Regions from separate parts of the Homo sapiens genome. Here all the other regions are linked to region 2. A link is an interaction called in ENCODE POLR2A ChIA-PET data of the cell type or tissue named here. Cell type or tissue: MCF 10A. All regions are shown on one strand.

Region 1 (4,000 bases), 58 kb before region 2:
TTAAAGTCTATTTCAGATATCAAAATGCATCCATTTGGGAACCGTTTCCTGGGTGCTTCCCATCCATTCTCGAATTCTGCAAACAACTGGGCACTGATGAGTATAAACTTTCCAGGGGAACAGCACCATGCTGTTCAAGACACTCCCACCTTCACCAAGTAACCAAACAAAAGTGGACAGGATGGGTCATTAGGATGCATCCCTTGCAAGATGCCAAGCAGTATAGTGACAGGATGTTGGACATGCCAGCTCAGGCCCACAGATCCCGAAAACTTCCTACCCCCGAGAGCATTCCTCAGCCCAAAAGGACCCTGCTTCTTTCTTAAAGAATGATGACTCCAAGTTAGAAAATAAATATGGCACCACACACAAGGACAGCCGGAGCTGGATGATTTTGTATCTCTTAAAGACATCAAATTCTTCCCCTGGTGAAGCTATAGCCTGTAAATTACAGCCTTGTATTATATATGGCCAACACTTTCAGCTTTGTTCTCCATACAGCATTTCTCATCAGCAAGGAGGAAGCAGTCAATACCCTACTTTGAAAAACAGCACAGGTGGTTCTGGGAAACAAATAATAAAAATGCACCTCTCCCTCCCTTTAATTAAAGACATGCTATCCAATGGCACTTCTGAATAGAAAAATATTTTTAAAAAGTTATTCTCCCAGAATCTTCCAAGTACCAAGTGCCTTTACCCCTAAAAAGTTCCCTGCCATAAAACAAAGTGAATGCACCAGCTTAGGGAGCCAGGAAATGCTCCCTCAGCACCTGGCAGCAGCTGGCACCTACCTGAGGCCAGTTTACAGACAGAAAGAAAAGCTCCCTTGAAATAACGCTAAGGTTCAGACATTCTGATAAAAGCTGGGAACTTCAAAGGCAGGACTGCAGAGCCAATCCGTAATCCTCCTCGAAGTGTCTGATGTGGCTGGCTGGGCTCTGGGCTTGCCTTTACCACCTACTGCCTGAGCTTTTGCCCCGTAGGCACAAGCCAGCTGCAGAGGCAGGAGTGGAAGTTTCTTTACAGTCACTCCCTTTGCAGAGATGGGTCTAGGCTATGGTGTATGGCCATTTGTCCTTGACCAATGAAATGTTGGTTAAAAAAAACAAGAGGCCAGGCACAGTGGCCCACGCCTATAATCCTTGGGAAGCCAAGGTGGAAGAATCACTGAGGCCGTTAGCTTGAGACCAGCACAGACCCCACCTCTACAAAAAATTTAAAAATGAGCCAGGCATGATGGTACATGCCTGTAGTCCCAGCTACTTGGGAGGCCGAGGCAGGAGGATCACTTGAGCCCAGGAGTTTGAGGCTGCAGTGAGCTATGATCGTACCACTGCATTCTAGCGTGGGTGACAGAGTGAGACCTGTCTCAAAAAAATAAAATAAATATAAGAAAGCAAGAAAAGAAAACTGACAGAGATGAGTCCAATGGCTCTGGAGTCAGGACTGAATTCAATGCCAGGTTCCAAGGCTAACTCTCTCCATGAACTTGGGCAAGTCATTTCAGACTTCTGAGCTTCAGTTTCTCGGTCTAAAAATGATAACCTTGCACCAGTTTCTGGAGAGTATTAACTGAAATCGTCTATGTGAAAATGCAGAGCAAAGGTGAAAGACTTCTTCCCCACCTCCGCCTACCCTCCTTTCTTTCTACCCATCCTTTTTTCCTTCTTTAAAAAAAATTATTAGGTAGTATGTGCACAAGGTACAAGATTCAAAATACAGAAAAAGATACACCATGAAAAGTCAGCCCCGACTGTGGGAAACCACTGTTACCAGCCTCCTAGATATCCTTGCGGAGCTACTGCATAAGCAGGCATTCTATCCCTCTCTCTCACTTAAAATGTCTTAGTTGGTACATAGTGTACATTGGTACATAGGGCGTGTCCATTCTTTATTACAACTGCACAGAATTGCATCGTATGGCATTGGGCGCGGTGACTCACGCCTGTAATCCCAACACTTTGGGAGGCTGAAGGGGGGATTGCTTGAGTCCAGGAGTTCGAGACCAGCCTGGGCAATATAGTGAGACCTTGTCTCTACAAAAAATTTAAAAATTAGCTGGGTGGGTTTTCTCAGTATTTACGGGCATGCGCCTGTGTTCCCAGATACTTGGGAAGCTGAGGTGGGAGGATCGCTTAAGCCTGGGAGGTCGAGGCTGCAGCGGGCTGTGACTGCGCCATTGCACTCCAGCCTGGATGACAAGAGCAAGACCCCGTCTCAAAAAAAAAAAAAAAAAGAATTGCATTGTATGGTGGCTGGATAATTTATTTACCAGTTCTCTAGTGACGGACATTCTGGCTGTTTCCTTTCTCTTTTCCTTTTACAAGCAATGATGCAATTAACTATCTTGAAAAATGCATCATTTCACACATGTACAATTTATCTGTTAAGAGAAATTTCCAAAAGAGAAATTGCCCGTGCACTTTTAATTTTAATAACTATTGCCAGAATTTCCTCCATAAAAGTTGTACTGATTTACACCTCTATCAACAACTATGAGAGTATCTGTTCCCCACCAACACATCTCCACAGAAAACTTGTGTTTCTCTTATTGCTAGTGGGCTCTCACATTCTCATATGGTTCAGAACCTTTTCTGTGAACTGTCTGTGTTTTTAGCCTGCTTTAAAAATTTGGTTGATGGGCCAGGCGCAGTGGCTCATGCCTGTAATCCCAGCACTTTGGGAGGCTGAGGCGGGTGGATCACCTGAGGTCAAGAGTTCAAGACCAGCTTGACCAACATGGAGAAACCCCATCTCTACTAAAAGTACAAAATTAGCTGGGGTAGTGGTGCATGCCTGTAATCCCAGCTACTCAGGAGGCTGAGGCAGGAGAATCGCTTGAACCTGGAAGACAGAGGCTGCGGTGAGGCAAGATCGCGCCATTGTACTTCAGCCTGGGCAACAAGAGCAAAACTCCATCTCAAAAAAAAAAAAAAAAAAATTCAGTTGATGGTCTTTTTCTTAATGACTTGTAGGAACTCTTTAGATATTAAGGAAATGGAAATGAGCTCCATGATATATGTTGCAAAAATGCTTTCCCAATTTTGAGAACTGGGAGACTCCTTTGATTTTATGATGGATTCTGCCAAGAAGAAATTCTTTACTTGCATAGGGTCAAATATATTAATTTTTTCTCTTATGACTTCTGGGTTTTAAGTCATTCTTAGAAAGTACTTTCTCCAAGTTCATTTTTAAAAATATTTACCATCTTTAACCCAACTGAAATTTATTTTGTTTTAATGTGTTCGTTTTTTAGATGGCCATCTAGTTAAACCAGGTCATAATTTTTTAAATGCCATCTTTTTTTTTTTTTTTTTTTAAGAGATAGGGTCTCACTATGTTTCCCAGACTGGATTCAAACTCCCGGGTACAACTGATCCTCCCACCTCAGCCTCTAGTGTAGCTGGGATTACAGGAACACACCATCATGCCTGGTTCTGCCATCTTTATTTTATATTAACCCATCTTGAAGTCCCTTCTCCTTCCTCTCTTCCAACTCATGCCCAGTTACCTCAGAATTACACTCTTTCTTACCACAGCCCTCCCATCCCTTCATTCAATTTGTGAGTCAAGAGTTGATCCATGGTACTGTGACTGACAGCCACACAGCTGCATCGGATGTCAGTGTCTTAGAACAAGTAGAGACCTCAGAGCATCCTTTCATTTTACAGCTAAGGATACTGAGATCCAAAGAGGTAAACTGGCTTTGTCCAAGACCGGGGGTGCTTGGGCTTGTGATTTTTTTTTTTTTTATTACTATTCAAAAAGAAGAGAAGTACTGGTTTTGCCATAAATTCTATTTGATCAATAAATATCTATGAAACAACTACTCTGCACAACAGTGAGCCAGGAACTGGGGCTCCAGAAATAAATGATACAGCTCTGGGCTTTCAAAAAGCTCAGAATCCAGTGTGGGGTCCGAACGTGTACACTCACAGACTAATAGGTAATGCAACAGTGGCCTGTGAACGCTGTGAATGTGGAAAGACCAGATAATTTT
Region 2 (4,000 bases):
TTGGCCCTGTGTGGGGTGGAGGTGGGGTTTTGAAGGGACCACTGCTGTGTTGAGGCTTTTGCCCTGAGCCAGGCAACCTTGGAAGGCTGCCCTTGCCAATCTCCAGAAAGGTTCCCACAGGAGCCCATGTACGTGGATCAGCAGTCAGATGAGGATCAAAGCACAATTCATTTCATTATTAGCTGAGCAAATGCCTCACACCAGAGAGGCCTGGATTTGAGAACCAGCACAAAATGTGCCCCCTCCTGACACTTCCATCTCATTTTGGTTCCATTTGACTGCACTTAGTGCACAGGAGGCCGGGAGACTGGCGTGTTAGAAAGTGGTTTCTTCAGGCCGGATGCGGTGGCTCACGCCTGTAATCCCAGCACTTTGGGAGGCTGAGGCAGGCAGATGGAGTTTGAGACCAGTCTGGGCAACATGGAGAAATCCCTTCTCTACTAAAAATAGAAAAATTTGCCAGGTGTGGTGGTGGAGGGCCTATTGTCGCAGTTACTCAGGAGGCTGAGGCAGGAGGCTCACCTGAGTCTGGGGCGCAGCGGAGGTTGCAGTGAGCCTAGATTGCACCACACTACTGCATGCCAGCCTGCAGCCTGGGCCACAGAGCAAGACCTTGTCACACACACACACACACACACACACACACACACACAGGCAGTTTCTCCAGTTTCCTGGTTCTCGGTAGAAGTGCTAGGGCAGCCTGCCAGTCCATGGGGTGGAACTCTGCCTGGGAAGGGGTTTTCTGAGACTCTTTGATAACAACTAACTTACATAGTTATGTGCCAGGCACAGTTCTAAGTATGCTTTAGGACATACTCATAAGAGCTCTGGAAGGCAGATACTTTCATAATAGTGTTTTAGTATAATAGTATCTAACAGAGGAGAAAATGGAAACACAGAGTAGTTACATGACTTGTCAGAGCTGTGTTCTGTAGTCCCAGCTACTCAAGAGGCTGAGCTGGGAGGATCACTTGAGGCCAGGAGATTGAGGTTGTAGTGTGCTATGACTGCATCTATGCATAGCTACCGTGCTCCTTCCCGGACAACATAAAGGAGGTCCTGTCTCAAAAATTAAAAATTAAAAAAAGTTGAAAAGAAAAAAGATCACACAGCTAACTAGCAAACATGGAACCTGGATTTGAACCTAGGCAGTTTAAAATCTGTTCTTTGCGTTTTTGTTGTTATTGTGGTTGTTTGAGACAGGGTCTTGCTCTGTCGCCTAAGCTGAAGGGCAAAGGTGCAATCACAGCTCACTACAGCCTCGACCACGGGAGCTCAAGCGATCGTCCCACCTCAACCTCCCAAGCAGCTGGGACTACAGGAATGTGCCACCATGGCTGGTTAATTATTGTATTTTTTTGTAGAAATGGGGTCTTGCTATGTTGCCCAGGCTGGTCTTGAACTCCTGGCCTCAAGCTGTCCTCCCACCTTGGCCTCCCATAGTGCTGAGTTTACAGGTGTGAGCCACCACGCCGGGCTTGTAGTGTCTTTTACTATAAAGTGATGACTGGGTATTGCCTGTTGCAGTCGCGCTGCGACAATGAGTATATGCATTTTCATTTTTCTTCTGGGTCAGGAGGCCGTGGGCAGTCTGAGCTTGCAGGCCTGGCCATGTCTAACACGGCCTCCCCTCCGGACACCGGGATAGGATAGAAGCTGGATTGGAGCACCGAGCCTGGGCTAAGCCTGGGAATCTGGCCAGCCCCATGGTAAGGGAACTTGCAGCTGATCAGCAGTTCCCAGTGTGAAGGCAGGTGAGGCAAGGCCAGGCTTGCCCCAAGGCAGCCTGGGAGCTGCTGGAACAACAGGGCCAACAGGGCAAACAGGGCGAACAGGGCGGGGCAGCCTAGGGAGCATCGGGCATGAGGTATGTTCAACACAGTGACCCCATCCGCTGCCAAACAGGACCCAATTAACACTTAGCAACTCCTCCTCCAAGCTTAGAGCATGTGGGAGGAAGGGGCAGAGAGGCCCTCCGGACAGGTAGAAGAGTGTGCACCAGTAATGCGTTCCTTCAAATTACTGCACGTCGCTCAGTCGGAAGGGTTAACTTACTCATGAATATTTAAGTTCCCTTCCCTGCCCTTTAAAAAATATTAGCAAAGCTGCTGGGAATCAGCCCTCCTACCCTCGACAAAGCTCTCTCTATTTATCTTCTTTTATGTCCTTCAGTAAAGTTGTATCGTTTTTGTCATATAGGCAGGCCACGGTTTTTGTTAAATTTATCCTAGGTATTTCACAACAGTTATTATTGTAAACTTTTTGCATGCACATATATTTATATTTTTATATTGTCAAATCTGTTACTTTGTGCCTGCCAACTTTGTTACTAGGCTTAGAAAGGCCTTCTCCACTCCAAGATTATGGAACTATTTGCTTATATTTTCTTTTAAAACTTTCATGTTTTTACTTAAAATACATACAAGTTTTTTGTTTGCTTTTAAGGAATGTAGGGGCTTTTCTTAGCATCTGGTATGAGATGGAGCTCAACTTTCTCTTCCAAATGGTTAGCCAATTGAACTAACAAAATGTATCGAACTACCCATCTTTTCTCCATTGATTCAAAATCCCCCCTTTATCACACATCAAATTCTTACATCTACTGAATCTCTTTCTCAGTTTTCTATTCTGTTCTATCGATCTGTTGGCTTATTCCTGGGTCGATACTACAAAATGACTTTATTTCTTATTAGAAAAGCAATAAAGGCTTATTACAGAAAGATCAGAAATATATAGACACTAAAAAACAAACAAACAAAAACACTTGTGCTTGCACCCAGGGATTACTACCATTTTACCTGGATGTTTATCACTCCAGATCATTTAATTTATATAAATGTGTATAAATATGTACATTCATAGAGTAAAATTGAGATCACACCATATAAATGGTTTTGTAAACTTTTTTCATTTCATAATACTTCAGGAATATGCTTCCTTGCCAGTAAATAGTCTTCTTTTTAAAACTTCTTAATTGTAAGATATAACATGCATACAGAAAAGTACACGAAATAAACACATTTAGCTCAATGATTTATCACAAAGCGAACACCCATGTAACCACTACTCAAGTCGAGAAGTACAACATTGTCAGCATCCTGGAAGCCCATCCTCTGTGCTCTGTGCTCTCTCTCTCTCTTTTTCTTTTCTTTTCTTTTTTTTTTTTTTTGAGACAGGGTCTCACTCTGTCATCGAGGCTGGAGTGCAGTAGCATGCTTGTGGCTCACTGCAGCCTCGACCTCCCAGGCTCAAGTGATCCTCCCACCTCAGCCTCTCAAGTAGCTAGGACTACAGGTGTGTGCCACCACACCTGGCTAATTTATATATATTTTTTGTAGAGATGGGGGGTCTCACCATGTTGCCCAGGCTGGTCTTGAACTCCTGGGCTTAAGCAATTCTCCCACCTTGGCCTCCCAAAGTGCTAGGATTACAGGTGTGAGCCACCACACCTGGCTTTGTCTATATCTCTTGGTGTATATATGTAAATCCTTCTATTGGTTGTGTACCTGGGAGTGGAATAGCCAGGTTATAAGGTTTGCCTATGTTCAGTTTTCATAGATACCAAAAATAGTTTTCTAAAATGATTGCATCCTTCTACCACCTGTGTAAGAGAATTCTGGTTGTTAATTCTTGATATTGTCAAGAATTTTAATTTTAGCCATTCTGATGATGTCTCATTGTGGTTTTATCTTATTTTTCATGCATAGGCAAAATACTTCTTGTTTAAAAAGATGCCCCCCCCCCAATTTTAAACTTTTTTTTCCCCTTCCCAAATGACCTAATGACTTGTTAGCCTGATGCCTAATAAACAAAATCCAAGGTGGCTGTGTGGATTTCTACTTGGTAGCCTCAATACCGTTCTTGCAACCCAGCATTCACACATGTGCAGTGAGTTTATTGAAAAATAGTCTGTTCTGGTCTGGGCGCGGTGGCTCCCACCTGTAATCCCAGCACTTTGGGAGGCCGAGGCAGGTGGATCACAAGGTCAAGAGATCGAGAC
Region 3 (4,000 bases), 100 kb before region 2:
AAAAATACAAAAATTAGCCGGGCGTGGTGGTGGGTGCCTGTAATCCCAGCTGCTTGGGAGTCTGAGGCAGGAGAATCACTTGAACCCAGGAGGCGGAAGTTGCAGTGAGCAGAGATCGCACCATTGCATTCCAGCCTGGGTGTCACAGTGAGACTCTGTCTCAAAGGAAGAAAAAAAGAACCATTATTATCTGCCCAGATCTCTGGGAGAAGGCTTTTCTGAAAAAAGCCACAGAGCCAAGAGATGTTTCCATTCTTGGGCCCCAAATTCAGCAAAGCTTAAGTGATTCTGAGGACAACCACTAGAGAACTCATTCATTCATTTGTACAATAAATAGCCGCTAAATCCCTGCTATGGGTTAGGGCTTGTGCCTGGAGACAGCAAGGTGAATGAGGCAGGGGTCCTGCCCCTTGGGGCCCACCACAGCCACCCCCAGTGCCCTCCAGCCACTGTCAGTTTTGCAGAGCACGCTGAGGAGCATGGCTGCCTCCTGTCGCGACAGTCCGTCTGACACAGCACCCAGCGGCAACCCTCCTGTCTGTTGTGGGGTTTGGGCAAATGATGTGTTCAGCAGTTTTTGTAAACTTCCCCAAAGGCAGGACCAGCAAGAAGGAGGAACTGAGCATCAATGGCCAAGCCAGTGCTTCCCCCTTGGCCCTGGATGCTGAGTTCAATCCAGGCTCTGCCGTCTACTAGCCGTGTGACATCAGGTGATTCTCATCTCTATGGGGGGGAAGAGGCTCCTGACTCATGGGACAGTGAGATGAGGATGTCAGTGTCGTTAGTTCCCTTCCCTCTCCTTTCCCCTGCAGCCTAATACCAGGAATCAGCCCCCTCCCGCCAACCTCAAGGGCGCGGGCATAAGGAAACAGTTAACACTGCTTTAGAGGTGAGGAGAGGGCAAAAACGTCAGCCAGCGAACTGCCTGTGGGAGCTGAAGTGTGGTTCCCTACAGCAAGGGTAACCATGGAGCTGACCGTCCACACCGGGCCCCTTTCTACAAGGGGCCACTCCTTATAGTCACACCAGGACACCTGAAGCAAACCCCTTCCCATATGAACAGGTAGTTTGGACTTGAGAAGGTGCGTCTGTGTCAGGAGCCTGTGCTTGGCTGTAGAAAGGGACTAACCCAGAGTCCTTGTTCCTGAGGGTTTGTGCCTAAGTGGGGGCAGGGCAGGGGCACAGAGAGCTGCCAACAACTGACGACAAACACCACGGAAGACCTACAGCTTCTCATTACAGACACTCACGAGGTCCCCAGTCAGCCATTTAATACTAGGAACAACCCGGGGGGCAGGGGTGGGGTAGTGCGCTCCCCACCTCACGCCCCAGGAAATCCAGGCTTGAATAACACACTCCCAAGTGCCCCATCAATGAAGGGGGAGTTGGGTCTGCAGCCAGGCCCGTGTGGCCCCACAGCTGGGTCCCATCTGTGCTCCTGCAGCTATGCACCCGCGGAGGTCACACCCGAGCCTGGCTCCTCAGTTCTCAGGAGCTGTCCTGGGTCACCACAGGCCAGCAGGGGCACGTAGGCACGACCTGGGCAAACTGCAACATGAAGGCTCGGGCTGCTTCCTGGCTGGCTGGTCCAGGGCCCCAGCCGGCTGGGGGAACTGGGGTCTCTCCTTCTACTAGAAGTCTTCATTGAGCCACTGCCCACCTGGGCAGTTGGCCCCACGCTTTCTTTTACACTGGCCTGGAGACTTGGCTGAGTAGAACACACACCACCCTGTAATGCTCTCTTTGTGAGGCTTATGGGGGCAGGCCCCGTGTCCATGTTGTCTTGTTCACTGGGGCGGCCAGGCAGGCTGTGTGTGTGTGCGCGTGCGCGCGTGTGTGTATGCAGAAGGGGCTCTGCTGAGGAGGGAATCTAATTTACCTGCGTTTCGCATGTGTGTTCTGCCTGCCTATCGCACACGGAAATGAGGAGTGGGGAGGCCCGGTATCACTCTGTTCTCCCTCCTCCTGGGCCAGCATTGTGCCTCGTGTCTCCTCACCCGCTCTGTTCCATCTCCCAGGCTAAACCCTTCTGTTTATGTCCTGGCACAGGGCCATCCAGGGCAGGAAGAGAGCCTGCCAGGTGTGCGTCACCTGTGTGCCAGGGCTGCCTCCCCACCCAACCCAAGGCCCCTCTGTCATCCGCCTGGGGCCCCACTGGGGCCCCTCCCTTCTTAGAGCAGGGCCTCTCCCACCACTTGTGCTAAGGACTCAGAACAAAAGCTCCCCCCATGTCCAGGAGAAAGGGGAGCTCAGACTGCCCCAGGCTGGCAAGATGAGGGGCGACCACTGGCTGGGATGTGGCGTGGCCTCCCACCAGGATGCCCTCGGTCCCCAGGGTGGGGAGAAAGTCAATGTGAAAGGCGGGGAAATAGACACAGATGAGCTGCCTGATTGTAGTTGTGCTGGGAGTGGGGGAAGGGAGGACATATCAGAGAGAGAGAGAGAGAAAGGGAGAGGGAGAGAAGAAATGAAGAGACAGGGAAGGGGGGGCAGAGGAGGAGCCTGAGTGAGGGGGAGGGAGAGAGAATGAGGCTGTGGAGGCCAAGAAACAAAGGCGGGAGGGGGAGGGGCGTGCAGTGACACCGGAAGCCCAGGACTGCCCTATTTCCCAGGGCTCGGCACCTCCACCTCCCAGGCCTGAGGGCCAGGCCAGCCCCTGGGGAGGGAACAAAGACTCATCGTCTGGGGGCCAGCAGGGGACCTTCCCCACCCAAGCAGGGACGCCGTCTCCTCAGAGCTCTGGAATCTCTAACTGTGACTTCACCTACGGCTTTGCCCCATGGGTCCTGTAAAGGCTGGGCAAGTCGCCTGGCTCCTCCACCTGTCTCCATTTCCTGATCTGTAAAATGGGCACAAGAGCCTACTTGGAACGGGAACTATTGACCTACCTGCTGGTTACCAGGGTCCCTTCCCCAAGCTGTGACAGCACCTCCTCTCATCCCACACTGCTCACAACAGTGCTCCTTTCCTCTCATGGGGACCCCATCACTCTAGGAGCAGAGGAGGGTCGGGTGGGATCAGGGTGGCTGGTGTCCCTTGGGACACAGATCTCAGGGCAGAGAGTGGGTGAAGACACCCAAAACCTGGTCTCGCACGACAGGAGCCATTTTGAAGGAAGAACCAACAGGACCTTGTGGCCACCTGGACACTCTTTGACTAGTTCCCACCACCAGGGAGATCTCAAACACCAACTGAAGGGCGGGCGCGGAGGCTCACACCAGTAATCTCAGCACTTTGGGAGGCTGAGGCAGGCGGATCACTTGAGCTCAGGAGTTTGTGACCAGCCTGGGTAACGTGATGAGCTCTCATCTCTGCAAAAAAAAATGCAAAAATTAGCTAAGTGTGGTGGCATGCCTGTAGCCCCAGATATTTGGGAGGCTGAGGCAGGAGAATCGCTTGAGCCCAGGAGGCGAAGGTTGCAGTGAGCTGAGATCACGCCACTGCACTCTAGCCTGGGTGACAGGCGTGAAACCCTGTCTCAAAAAACAAAACAAAAAAAAGTATAGAAATAAAGAAAAAGCAAGCAAGCAAACAAACAAAAACAACCAATAGACAGAGGTCTGGGGCTTCTGCCAGGCCAGGCTTGGGACATCACCAACCACCCGTGATCAATGTAATTTGATGACTATTTCCTGAAGGTCCAGTGAGCCCATACTCCCTGACACAGCCTCAGCAGTGCCTCGAACTTATCCTGGAAGGCAGGCTTGCCTGTTGGCTCCTCATCTTGGCCTTGAATCACCAGGTTGCTCAGAGACTGCAGTCTCCAGCCCTGCAGCTGAACCTCTGACTTTTTATTTATTTATTTATTTTTTGAGACAGTGTCTTGCTCTGTTGCTCAGTCTGGAGTGCGGTGGAGCAATACTGGATCACTGCAACCTCTGCCTCCTGGGTTCAAGCAATTCTCCTGCCTCAGCCTCCAAAGTAGCTGGGATTACAGGCGCCCACCACCATGCTCGGCTAATTTTTTATATTTTTAATAGAGACAAGGTGTTCACCATGT

What was found. ChIA-PET counts read pairs that join two places held together with the same protein. Peaks named below come from ENCODE experiments on the same cell type or tissue, not always from the same donor. Only the 100,000 strongest peaks of a DNase experiment are listed, where the experiment ranks them.
Region 1: POLR2A ChIA-PET joins it to region 2 with 5 read pairs; 6 of 35 experiments call an interaction of 5 or more read pairs at or near these places.
Region 3: POLR2A ChIA-PET joins it to region 2 with 5 read pairs; 8 of 35 experiments call an interaction of 5 or more read pairs at or near these places.

Annotation. Positions count from the first base shown.
Region 1 is chr15:90,013,832-90,017,831 of GRCh38, reverse strand. The region is part of intron 1 of ZNF710 (zinc finger protein 710); the gene reads right to left. Among named protein-coding and RNA genes, the nearest start is that of MIR3174, 9.1 kb to the right of the region's middle. In MCF 10A, no CTCF peak of the experiment used is centred here; a DNase peak (open chromatin) is centred at 1,911.
Region 2 is chr15:89,956,042-89,960,041 of GRCh38, reverse strand. No RefSeq gene overlaps it. Among named protein-coding and RNA genes, the nearest start is that of ZNF710, 43 kb to the left of the region's middle. In MCF 10A, no CTCF peak of the experiment used is centred here; a DNase peak (open chromatin) is centred at 1,751.
Region 3 is chr15:90,060,668-90,064,667 of GRCh38, reverse strand. All of the region lies in intron 1 of ZNF710 (zinc finger protein 710), which reads right to left. Among named protein-coding and RNA genes, the nearest start is that of ZNF710-AS1, 20 kb to the left of the region's middle. RefSeq lists a silencer at 719-778. In MCF 10A, no CTCF peak of the experiment used is centred here; DNase peaks (open chromatin) are centred at 2,077 and 2,487.